2 separate regions of the Homo sapiens genome follow, and region 2 is linked to region 1. A link is a loop called in an ENCODE intact Hi-C map of the cell type or tissue named here. Cell type or tissue: B cell. All regions are shown on one strand. Links, peaks and the distances in the headings refer to the core of each region. The heading gives the core; the rest is flanking DNA.

What was found. Peaks named below come from ENCODE experiments on the same cell type or tissue, not always from the same donor. Only the 100,000 strongest peaks of a DNase experiment are listed, where the experiment ranks them.
Region 2: it touches region 1 in a loop (19-fold over the local background); 3 of 110 quality-filtered maps call a loop at or near these places.

What each region holds. Positions count from the first base shown.
Region 1 is chr15:42,918,778-42,924,150 of GRCh38, forward strand. It overlaps TTBK2 (tau tubulin kinase 2), which reads right to left and starts at 2,001. Exons shown (of 15, transcript NM_173500.4): 1 at 1,661-2,001. RefSeq lists enhancers at 1,319-1,819, 1,820-2,320, 2,523-2,622 and a silencer at 1,593-2,002. In B cell, for the core only: a CTCF peak has its summit at 2,212 (motif pointing left); a DNase peak (open chromatin) is centred at 2,194; H3K4me3 peaks cover 2,305 bases; H3K27ac peaks cover 1,142 bases.
Region 2 is chr15:43,743,222-43,748,594 of GRCh38, forward strand. It overlaps PDIA3 (protein disulfide isomerase family A member 3), which reads left to right and starts at 3,217. Exons shown (of 13, transcript NM_005313.5): 1 at 3,217-3,485. The coding sequence starts at 3,319. It also overlaps the pseudogene CATSPER2P1. RefSeq lists a silencer at 2,933-3,232 and enhancers at 3,733-3,782, 3,793-3,842. In B cell, for the core only: CTCF peaks have their summits at 3,246 and 3,446 (motif pointing left); DNase peaks (open chromatin) are centred at 616, 890, 3,150 and 3,780; H3K4me3 peaks cover 2,378 bases; H3K27ac peaks cover 2,705 bases.

The sequences.
Region 1 (5,373 bases), core at 256-5,255:
GTATTAAAATAATCAACACTTAAAATCAAAAGAAGATACAACAATCTAAAGTCATATATAATGCAATAGAGAATTTACTAAATTATGTATTAACCATAGTACAAGATAATGAGCAAGATATATTATTCTCAGCCCCCTAACCAATGTACAAATTTGCATCAACTTGATATTATATATTAAATTAATGAAGTTATGGACTTTAATTTCTTCTGTGTCTAAAACTGGAAGAGGGAAGAAAGCATTTCCTAACATTCTATCATAAAAGAAAAATGTTAAGAGAAACTTTCCTTTAAAACCATGCTTCATATGTCCCCTTCGGTGTCTTGATAAAATGTTATCATACAGGAAAACATAAGCTTCTAAATCAAAGATTTCCTTCAATGTTTTCAATTTGCATAGATCACAATATAACACACACATTATTTGAAACATTTTTTGACTTCAGACAAATGCCTCAAGATTAATCATATTAAGCTATATTTGTCATCATTACTGCTTCTTTATTTAAAAAAAAAAAGGAAATAAAGCAAGCAATACATAGCATTCAATTCCCTTGATAAGTTAAAATCATTTCCCCCTTCTATCCCCAAATGAACTTTATTCTATTCCATTTAGCCAAAGGTACACAGCCAACACATCTTTGTGTTATACTGTGGCAAATCAGGGTTTAGATACCAATGCAACTATTATCAATGGCTCAGAACCAAACATTGTTAACAAAACACACTGAGTGGATCCTCCCTCTGCGTGTGTGTCTACATGTGCCCATTCATAACATGACCCTCCTACACACACAGAAACTCAATTTCTACTGAATTACAAAACATCTTCACATTATTAGAAGTGTATAATAAAACTGTCCTCTTTAATGTTCAAAGAAAGAATAATTTCTAAAGCGATGAGAGAGAAGAGTTAATACCAGGATTGCTGCTACCCATCAACTTTAATTCAAAGCAAAGTACAACTCAATGTCATTTTTACCTCTACTGTAGCCTCGACGGATACAAAATTAACTTCGCTGTAGAATAAAGTATCCTGGCATCCCAATGGATTATTTACTTCTCCGATTTGACAGAACATATACGTGAGTCTTTTGTCCCTCCCACAGCATCCCAGGGTGTCAACATCATCTCTGCCACAGCAAATGACGAGCAAATCCCTCAGATCATTACTTCAGCACCCTAAGTACAAGAAAGTCGCGGCCTTCACTGTCGTTACAACACAGCAAACAGATTCAGTAGTCCCATGTTCCTTTCCATGATAGTTGGGGAGGCGGGGTGGGAAATAAGCGCTCAGATTTCCTAGGAATCCTTCGTGTTCGGTGCTGGTACCAGAAGTGGCATGGGTACAAGTGATATGTGGGTCACCCACAGAGAGAGACGCAGAACGAAGCTTCGTGACCCTCCAAGTTCAGTGAAGACACCCAAAGCCTGGGGCAAAACGAGGCGGCAGCCTTCGGGGAAATCGGGCAGAACCAGAACGATCTCCGAGATGGAGAGTGACGGGGTCTGGCACGAGCCCCGGGCTTGCAGCGAACTGAAAGTCCCCGGTACCCCTCCCCTCCTCAGCAGGCTCGGTCACTCGGCGAGGGGTGCGGCCGGAGGAGGGGGTCGAGACTGGGGGAGGGCGGCGCCCTGGGGGGTCGGGGGGTGTGTCCTACCTGGGCCGTGGCGGACGCAGGGGTTTCTGGAGGAGGGCTCTGGTCCAGCTCAGGACCGGGACCGGCGGGGGTTAACCCTCGGCAGGCGGGACCGCCACTGCCTGCCCATCCCCCACCGCCGACTGCGGCGGGACCCGAGCGCGGCTTCCAGGGCCGGCCGGCTGGGTAGTCCCCTGGGGTACCGTCCGCGTTTACTGGCGGCGGCGGCGGCGGCTGCTGCTGCTGTTACTGCTGCTGCCGGCTCCCCCAAGCCGCTGCTCTTGTGCCAGCACCTGCTCCCCCTCCTGCCGCCGCCGCCGCCTCGTCCCCACCGCTCCCATCGCCGCTGCGGCGACTACTGCAGAGCCCGCTGACCCGACCCGACGTTATTCTCCCCCCTCGTAACCCGACACAGCCTAGCCCACCTGCCCTGCCAGCGCGCACGCCCACCTCTCCGCTACAGGTGCTGATTGGAGAGTGCGTTCCGAACTCGCAGCGTCGGTTGGCTAGTCCCATTGCCTATCACGAAGGGGGCGGAGAGTCGGGCAGAAACCGTCTCCGCCCCCCACCGGAGAATTGCCGCTATCTTCAGGTTTGCCTGAGAGGGCGAGTTACCGGGAAAGGAGCATCACAATGGCAGCGCGCATGCGCCTAGGAATTCTGGGCCTCGTAGTTCCAGCCATAGCCGCAACTCCCCGCCTGTCCCGAGGAGAGAAGTAGGGCTTCCGAGACAAGTAGTTTGCGCACATAGGTGTTCTCCTAGCGTGACAGTTAAATTGGTTATAGAGGGATGGTTGGGACCCCATGGTTGGGCTTTTCGGAATAAAATCGGAAATGCTTTGTCACGATACGAAATTACACACTGAGGCAGTCGCGATGAAGGGCCCAAATCGTGAGGCCCTGCAAGCCTTAAGGATCCATCCTCTTCCTCAGCATCAGCGCTGACAGCATCCCGCAAATTGGCGCCGTCCCCAGAACCGCCTAACGTGAAGCTAATCATCTTTGGGGGACTGGGGAAGGGCCTTAGGTGTGACGAGGAAAGGAGATGGGCACTTCCATAAACGAATGTCAACTTGGAGACCGGAGTGTCCTTACGGTTTCACAACCCAAGAACAAGATTTCATTCCCTTTGTGAAACACCACCAGCTAAAGACTCAATGGCCAGCCCCGGTGCACACCAGTATGCGATGCTGAGCAAGTGTATGCGGGAGGTGCTCAAAGACTTTCAAAGAAAAGCGAGGAGGGCGGAGCAAGGACGCTGTGCAGGATGCGTTTCTATTTAGTGTTGTGTCAGTCGCTTTGGCGAAGGAAAACCTTAAGATTAAGCACCTCTCCCATCTTTGCCCACCAGTGTACAGTAGAGAAAACACATGAAAAACGCTAAACAGCTTTCCTAAGGCTATAAACTAATCAGTGGCAAAACCAAAACTCAGGTCTCTCATACGCCCCACATCTAATGTCCTTTCTACTTAAGAATCACAATGATCCCCAGGGTTCTGCCATGAATGGAAAGAATGTAATGAATTATGAACTTCATTTTTACTTTAAATCCTTTTCTTCACTCAAGTGACATTGTCATTAAAGCTGATTAAGAATATAGAAAGGTAAATGACTAATCCTATATTCAATCTTGGAACTGTTCCTATAGAATCTGTTTCTTCTTGCTCAGGAAGTGCCACAGCCTCTTGCCATTCTTTTTAAAAACAGCAGGCATCTCTACTCTCTGTCATGTCCAGATCCTTGGATTGAAAGCAGGACAAAATGTACATTAAAGGCAAGTGATGATGCAGCTCATCTTGTTCTATGCAAACATAAAGATGTTGCCAAATTGTTTTTTATTTCTACTGATTAAAACCACACGTTACTTTTTCTATTACTATGTCTAATAGAGTACTTCATTCATTTCAGAGTATTGACCAATCACATAATTTGAATAAGAAAACATTAGGGTTTCTGTAAATATTTTTCTTTAAAATTAAAGAAGTTTATAGGGGCCAGGCACAGTGGCTAATGCCTGCAATCCCAGCACTTTGAGAGGCTGATGTGGGAGGATCACTTCAGTCCAGGAGTTCAAGACCAAACTGGGCAATGTAAGGAGACATAAGGAGACTCCTTCTGCACACACACACACACACACACAAAATGATCACGGAAGCATGGATTTAAAATTTTTTTTAATTAGCCGGGCATGGTGGCATGCCCCTGTAGTCTCAGCTATTCGGGAGGCTGAGGCAGGAGGATCGGTTGAGCCCAGGAGTTCAAGACCAGCCTGGGCAACATAACAAGACCTTGTCTCTACACACAAAAAATTTTTAGTTAGCCAGCCCTGTCTCTACTAAAAATACAAAAATTAGCCAGGTGTGGTGGCATGCACCTGTAGTCCCAGCCACTTGGGAGGCTGAGGCAGGAGGATTGCTTGAGCCCTGGATGTCAAGGCTGCAGTGAGCTATTATCGCATCACTGCACTCCAGTCTGGGCAACAGAGATACCCTGTCTTTAAAAAAGAAAAAAAAAAAGTTTCTAGGGAAAAAATGTCCAGATTCATTGAAATTAGGCTTAGCAATAAAAGCCTCCCCTTTTCTCCAGTCTTTTCCATTTTAGAATTATTGAGCTGTCCCCAGAGATACTCTTTCAGTCAGGCTAAATGTCAATGTAATATGTTATTCAAGAGCTGGTACTGGAGTTTAGGAATCCCCTTTGAGTTATAGATATAGATAGATCTCAAGTATATATATAAAACTCAAATATATATGCATGTATCTCTTTTAAGAAATAAACTGAGCATAGTGGCTCACACTTGTAATCCCAGCACTTTGGGAGGCCAAGGCAGGAGGATCTGTTGAGCCCTGGAGTTGGAGACCAGCCCTAGCAACATAGTGAGACTCTGTCTCTACAAAAAATATATATTTTTAATTAGCTGGCCCCTGTAGTCCCAGCTACCCAGGAGGCTGAGGTGGGAGGATTGCTTGAGCCCAGGAGGTCGAGGCTGCAGTGAGCTATGATTGCATCACTGCACTCCAGCCTGGGTGACAACGCAAGACTCTGTCTCTAATACATAAATGTGGTAGCCAGACTTCCAGATGGCCCCCAATGATCCCTACCTCACTTACTCTCATTCTTATTTATTCCTTTCCATACTGAATTGGACTGACCTGTGTAACCAATAGGATTTTCCAGAAATTATGGTGTGGGAATATCAAGGCCAGGTTATAACAGACATTGTAGCTTCTGCCTTATGTGTTCTTGGATCACTTATTTAGGGAGAAGCCAGTTGTCTTCTCCTGAAGATACTCTAGCAGTTCCATGCAGTGTTCCCCTGGCAAGGAACTGAAGCATCACATCAATAATCAGCACCAGTTTGCCGTCTATGTTAGTGAGCCATTCTTAGAAATGAATCCTCCAGCCCCAGTCAAGCCTTCAGATGACTGAAAGCCCAGCTGGCTTCTTAACCACCACCTTGTGAGACACTCCAAGCCAGAACTACCCAGCTAAGCCACTTCTAAAATGTGTTACTATATCACAGAAACTATGTGATATAGTAAATATTTACTATTGCTTTAAGCATTAATTTTTGGGATAATTGGTCATGCAGCAAGAGATAACGAATACAGTAAGACTTGGGAAAATAAGAGAGAGGAATAACTCAAGTCTAAGGATGTGTCCCTGGATAAGTCTAAAGGAATCAGACAGACTCTAGGATCAGTCTTACAGCATATTCAAAGATACAATGTCCA
Region 2 (5,373 bases), core at 176-5,175, 820 kb after region 1:
AAAGGTTAATGCAAACAATTGTCAGCCTAAACTGACAACAGAAATAAAACTGGTCTTCCCAAGTTCAATTCCTTGTGGATTTGTTACATTGCTACATATTACACCTAGTTTTATGTGTCTAGATGCTCTGTATCTAGTATACGCTTGAGAGCCCTCCAAATATTAATATTTCTTTTTTTTTTTTTTGAGATCAGGTGCAGTGGCGTGATTTCGGCTTACTGCAACCTCCGCCTCCCAGGATCAAGTGTTATTCTGCCACAGCCTCCTGAGTAGCTGGGATTACAGGTGTCCGCCACCACGCCCAGCTAATTTTTTGTATTTTTAGTAGAGATGGGATTTCGCCATGTTGGCTAGGCTGGTCTTGAATTCCTGACCTCAAGTGATTCAACCACCTCGGCCTCCCAAAGTGCTGAGATTACAGGTGTGAGCTACCGTGCCCAGCGAATATTTCTAGATTTTAGCAGTTGCATAAATTCTACTCCAGGAGGCTTAATTGTCCTTAATATAAATGTCACATTTCAAATGACATTCAAAAATGTAAAATGATCAATTTAGAAAAAAAAAATTACTCCTACCCACTTCCTCTTTTTCTTTTTCTTTTTTTTTTTTTTTTGAGACAGAGTTGTACTCTGTCGCCCAGGCTGAAATGCAGTGGCACAATCTCAGCTCACTGAAACCTACGCCTCCTGGGTTCAAGCGATTCTCCTGCCTCAGCCTCCCGAGTAGCTGGGACTACAGGCCATGCCACCACGCCCAGCTAATTTTTTGTATTTTTTAGTAGAAACAGGGTTTCACCATGTTGCCCAGGCTGGTCTTGAACTCCTGAGCTTTGGCAATCCGCCTGCCTCGGCCTCCCACAGTGCTAGGATTACACGTGTGAGCCGCCGCGCCTGGCCTCACTTCCTCTTTCATACAATGTCAGTTCTCACGTATTTCAACCATCAGTACGATCGTATTCAAAAAGATCAGGAAGATGATGAAGTTTTTGAAGAGAGGACCTGTTGTCTCTTAAGGAAACATACAGAGTGGAGTTCTTTCTGATTTATGCAGCTGAAATAATAAGAGCAATAACATAAGCAGTGAGAATGAGACAATGGAGTTTGGGAAGCAAAAAATAAGTCATTAGGCAGATGATCAACAGCCAGGATAAAAATGAGTGACATGAAAGGATACACTCAAGGACCCATCCGGCCCACAAAGAAAGAGGTGGCCTCTGACTGCAGCGCACATGAAGCCTGCTCAACAGCCTCTGGGCATGTGAAATCTGTTCTATACGTTGAGGCTTTATAGAGACGCCCACTAGCTGGTGTTGATCTCCCAACATAAGTTTCTTCTGGCGGGAAGGATCTACAACAAAAATTGAAAAGGGGTAGTGGATAAATACAAACAAAATAGACCAGGTAGGGTTGGGGGCAGGGATACTGTTCAGATAATGGGTCCCCCTAATGGCTTACTGCTGGTCCTTCTCTTCTCACAGCAACTAAGAATTCTGTTTGGAGTGAGAGCAAATGTATTGCTTATGACCAACACTGTCCATGCCCACAAAAGCAGCAGGTTCACTCTCAAAGTTTTAAGAGTCTTTGACAGAAACTGTTCCGTATCATCCACGGCTAGTGGCTATCCTAGGCCTAAAAGTGAAAGACGTGGATTCTATCTCCTTAGTTTTATTTACAAGCCCTTGATTTATCAAGTTTGGTAAACCAGCAACTAAACCGGCCTCCCCAGAATTTTCCACTCTTAAATGTAGAGGATGTGGATAGGAGTCTTAAATTTAAATTAGTGAAGAAATAGGCTGCTGACCAAGTAACTCCTGATAGTGTGTCGCAGCACAGCTTGGCTCAAGCCTTGCAAATGCTCGATGAGAGAGAAAGTATCGATGAGACGTGAACGAATGGCATCAGCTCGGGGAAGCTGCATCTGCCCTTCTTGTTGGTAAGCGGCCATGTCTGCTAAGAAAATGTAAGCATCAAGTGTCATTTCATTCTTGGAGCTGCACCAAGGATTACAGGTTTTCTGTCCCCTCCTCCCCACCCTCTTTGCCCTTAAGATTCCTTAATGTACCCACATCTACGAACTAGGAGCAGTTGGGCAGAACAAACATTCTACTAAGACTCAGGGTTTTTTGAAACAAAAGGGGCTAAGAGTGGTAAAGACATTGAGCAGTCGACCAAGTGGCCAGGCATCTTCACTTTGTGACGGCACTACCAATTAAAAGCTCATTAAAAAAAAAAAAAAAAAAAAAAAAAGTCCGGGCGTGGTGGCTCACGCCTGTAATTCCAGCACTTTGGAATGCCGAGGCGAGCGGATCACGAGGTCAGGAGATAGAGACCATCCTGGCTAACACGGTGAAACCCGGTCTCTACTAAAAATACAAAAAATTAGCCGGGCGTGGTGGCGGGCGCCTGTAGGCCCAGCTACTCGGGAAGCTGAGGCAGGAGAATGGCGTGAACCCGGGAGGCAGAGCTTGCAGTGAGCGGAGATCGCGCCACTGCACTCCAGCGTGGGGGACAGAGCAAGACGGCATCTCAGACAAAACAAAACAAAACAAAACAAGAAACTCAATAAAAAAGGAGCAGCCACAAGGGCAGGGGCCCGGGGCTGGACAAAGAAGAACCTGGGTCCCACCTGGGCCTGAGAGAATCGGGCAATGAGGTGGAGTTGGGGGAGGGCTTGGCCTGCCCACGCAAGAGAAACCAAGTGAAGAGAAATTGGACAAAATGCCAAAGCCTGACATTTTGAAAATGGGTCCCGTCCCAAGTGTGTCCACTCCAACACTCCTTCGGGGGCTAGCTCCTTCTCTCCTCCATTCTCGCTTCTGGGCCTCACCTCAGCCCAGGTTCTCTTCGCCCACTCAGTCCTGACTTCACGCTTCCACCTCCAGCTCAGGCGCCCCCTGAGCCCGGCTACCCCTACGCAGGACGAGCTCAGGGCCGGCTCCCAGCCTCACTGCGCCCCATTTCCCGCCCCGCCCGACCCCCAGGTTTCGGCTCACCCCGGGACCCGGCCCTAGCCCCTGCCCCCAGCCCAGGACCGGGCCCAGCCACGCTCGCCCAGACACTCGCCGCCTCGGCCCCGCCCCGCGCTCCGGCCACTCGGCGGTAACGAGTTGGTCCCGCCCGCCCGACGAAGGCGACGCGCAGCCAATCAGCGGCTGCCACACAGCGGCCCAAGCCGGGTTTGGGGGTTGGGACCTCCGGCTGCAGGTCCGCCTGGGCCAGACGCGCGAGCGCAAGCAGCGGGTTAGTGGTCGCGCGCCCGACCTCCGCAGTCCCAGCCGAGCCGCGACCCTTCCGGCCGTCCCCACCCCACCTCGCCGCCATGCGCCTCCGCCGCCTAGCGCTGTTCCCGGGTGTGGCGCTGCTTCTTGCCGCGGCCCGCCTCGCCGCTGCCTCCGACGTGCTAGAACTCACGGACGACAACTTCGAGAGTCGCATCTCCGACACGGGCTCTGCGGGCCTCATGCTCGTCGAGTTCTTCGCCCCCTGGTGAGTCCATTCTGCCGAGGCGGGGGAAGAAAGGCGGGGCTGGGCCGGGGGCGAGAGCGCGGGGAACTGTTGGGCCTACGCAGCGCCGGGGCCCTTCATTCCTGTGGGCCCCTGCTGCGGCGGGCACATTTCTCATTCCCGGGAGCTGGAGGCGCCTCGCCGAGAGCGGGGGAGTCGGTGCTGATCGGCCCAAGGAAAACCCGAAGGCTGCGCTCACGCAGGGCCTCATCCTTATCTCGGTGCTCTTGTGGCACTTCCTATTTGCAGAGGGTTTTGCCACCCCTTCCCCCAGTCCAATATGTAGCTATATCTTTTCTGCGTGAGTCAGTATTAATGCTCCTCCAGTCTACAGACTAGGCATCCCAAAGCCTTGTAGTGGAAGCGGACGTTTCACCAAATGCAGAAGTCCTGGATCCCTAGGGTATTTCCTTTCATCTTACCTCACGCCGCACAGCCATTGGTTTCTAGCCAAGGTCACTGAGTGGCTGCAGAATGGTCGTAAGTGCTTTCTTGAGGCAGGTAATTTGTCCGTCACATGGTGTACAGTTTCTCCCTTCAGCTGATCACTTACATCTCAGTACCGGCAGATACCTCTGTCCAAACGAAAGGAGTACGTGAACAAGAATAATTCCATCAGAATCTGTCCATATTGTCTGTTTTAAATAGCATTTCTTTAAAATGTCAAAAAAGACTCCAATGAGAAAATAACCAATATTGATTACATACTCCACTTTAGGGTGACTTAAGTGATCAAGGGTGTAAATTCCTTAGATAGAACTAACTCGAAATAAAAAACTGTTGGGGAGAAGGAAGAGCAAATAAGATTTCTGGCCCAGTCAACTTGAGTGTTTGTTTTTTTTTTTTATTTGTGTGTGTGTGTGTTTTTAAACCTCCAGATCATTACCAGAGTAAACAGTGATTCCTTTATCCTGGGGATAGCTCTCTATATATAATTCAATATATATAATTACAGTACTTAATTTTTCCCCTCCTGGCACAGTGACCCTTGGTTTAATACTATCCGTGTTCAAAAATGTCAGTAAAAGTTGTGTATAACTTTTATTTGCTTCAGACTCAGGTCTTCCCTTCTTAGCCTCAAACAACTTGCTAAGGGTTACACGAAAAAAGTCCTGTAGTAAAGACCACCTGAATCAGAATGATGTGCTAGAGATGGCAAATTTTGTTTGCAGCTTGGACAGATTTTGTGTCCAGGGCATTTCTGGGGCTAACTGGCAGTACAGATTACACATATAGATAGTTCTTATACATCTCTGGAACTCATGTTCTCTCTTAGGAACAACTCTTCCCAATTATATAATCATGCTGTTAGCTTTGAGGGGGTGTCAATAATTTGTAAAAACTGGGGGTGTCACTAAGTTTGTCAGATCTGAGTGATGCTTTTTACTACAGGGGTCATGCAACAATTTAAAGTAGGAATTGTTGGAGAATAGTGGGCCACTAGAATATTAGTTTAAAAAAGGAATTTTGGGGCTGGGCATGGTGGCTCCCGCCTGTAATCCCAGCACTTTGGGAGGCCGAGGCAGGCGGATCACCTGAGGTCGGGAGTTCAAGACCAGTCTGACCATCATGGAGAAACCCCCGTCTCTACTAAAAATACGAAATTAGCCGGGCATAGTGGCACATGCCTGTAATCCCAGCTACTCAGGAAGCTGAGGCAGGAGAATAGCTTGAACCCAGGAAGCAGAGGCTGCAGTGAGCCACGATCCTGCCATTGCACTCCAGCCTGGGCAACAAGAGCGAAACTCTGTCTCAAAAAAAAAAACCAGAATTTTTTATTTGAATTGAAGGGGGTGTTTCCTACTTTAAATTGTTACACGTGCTACCCTAAAAACTACATATCCCATCAGGCACTGACTGTCCCAAGAAT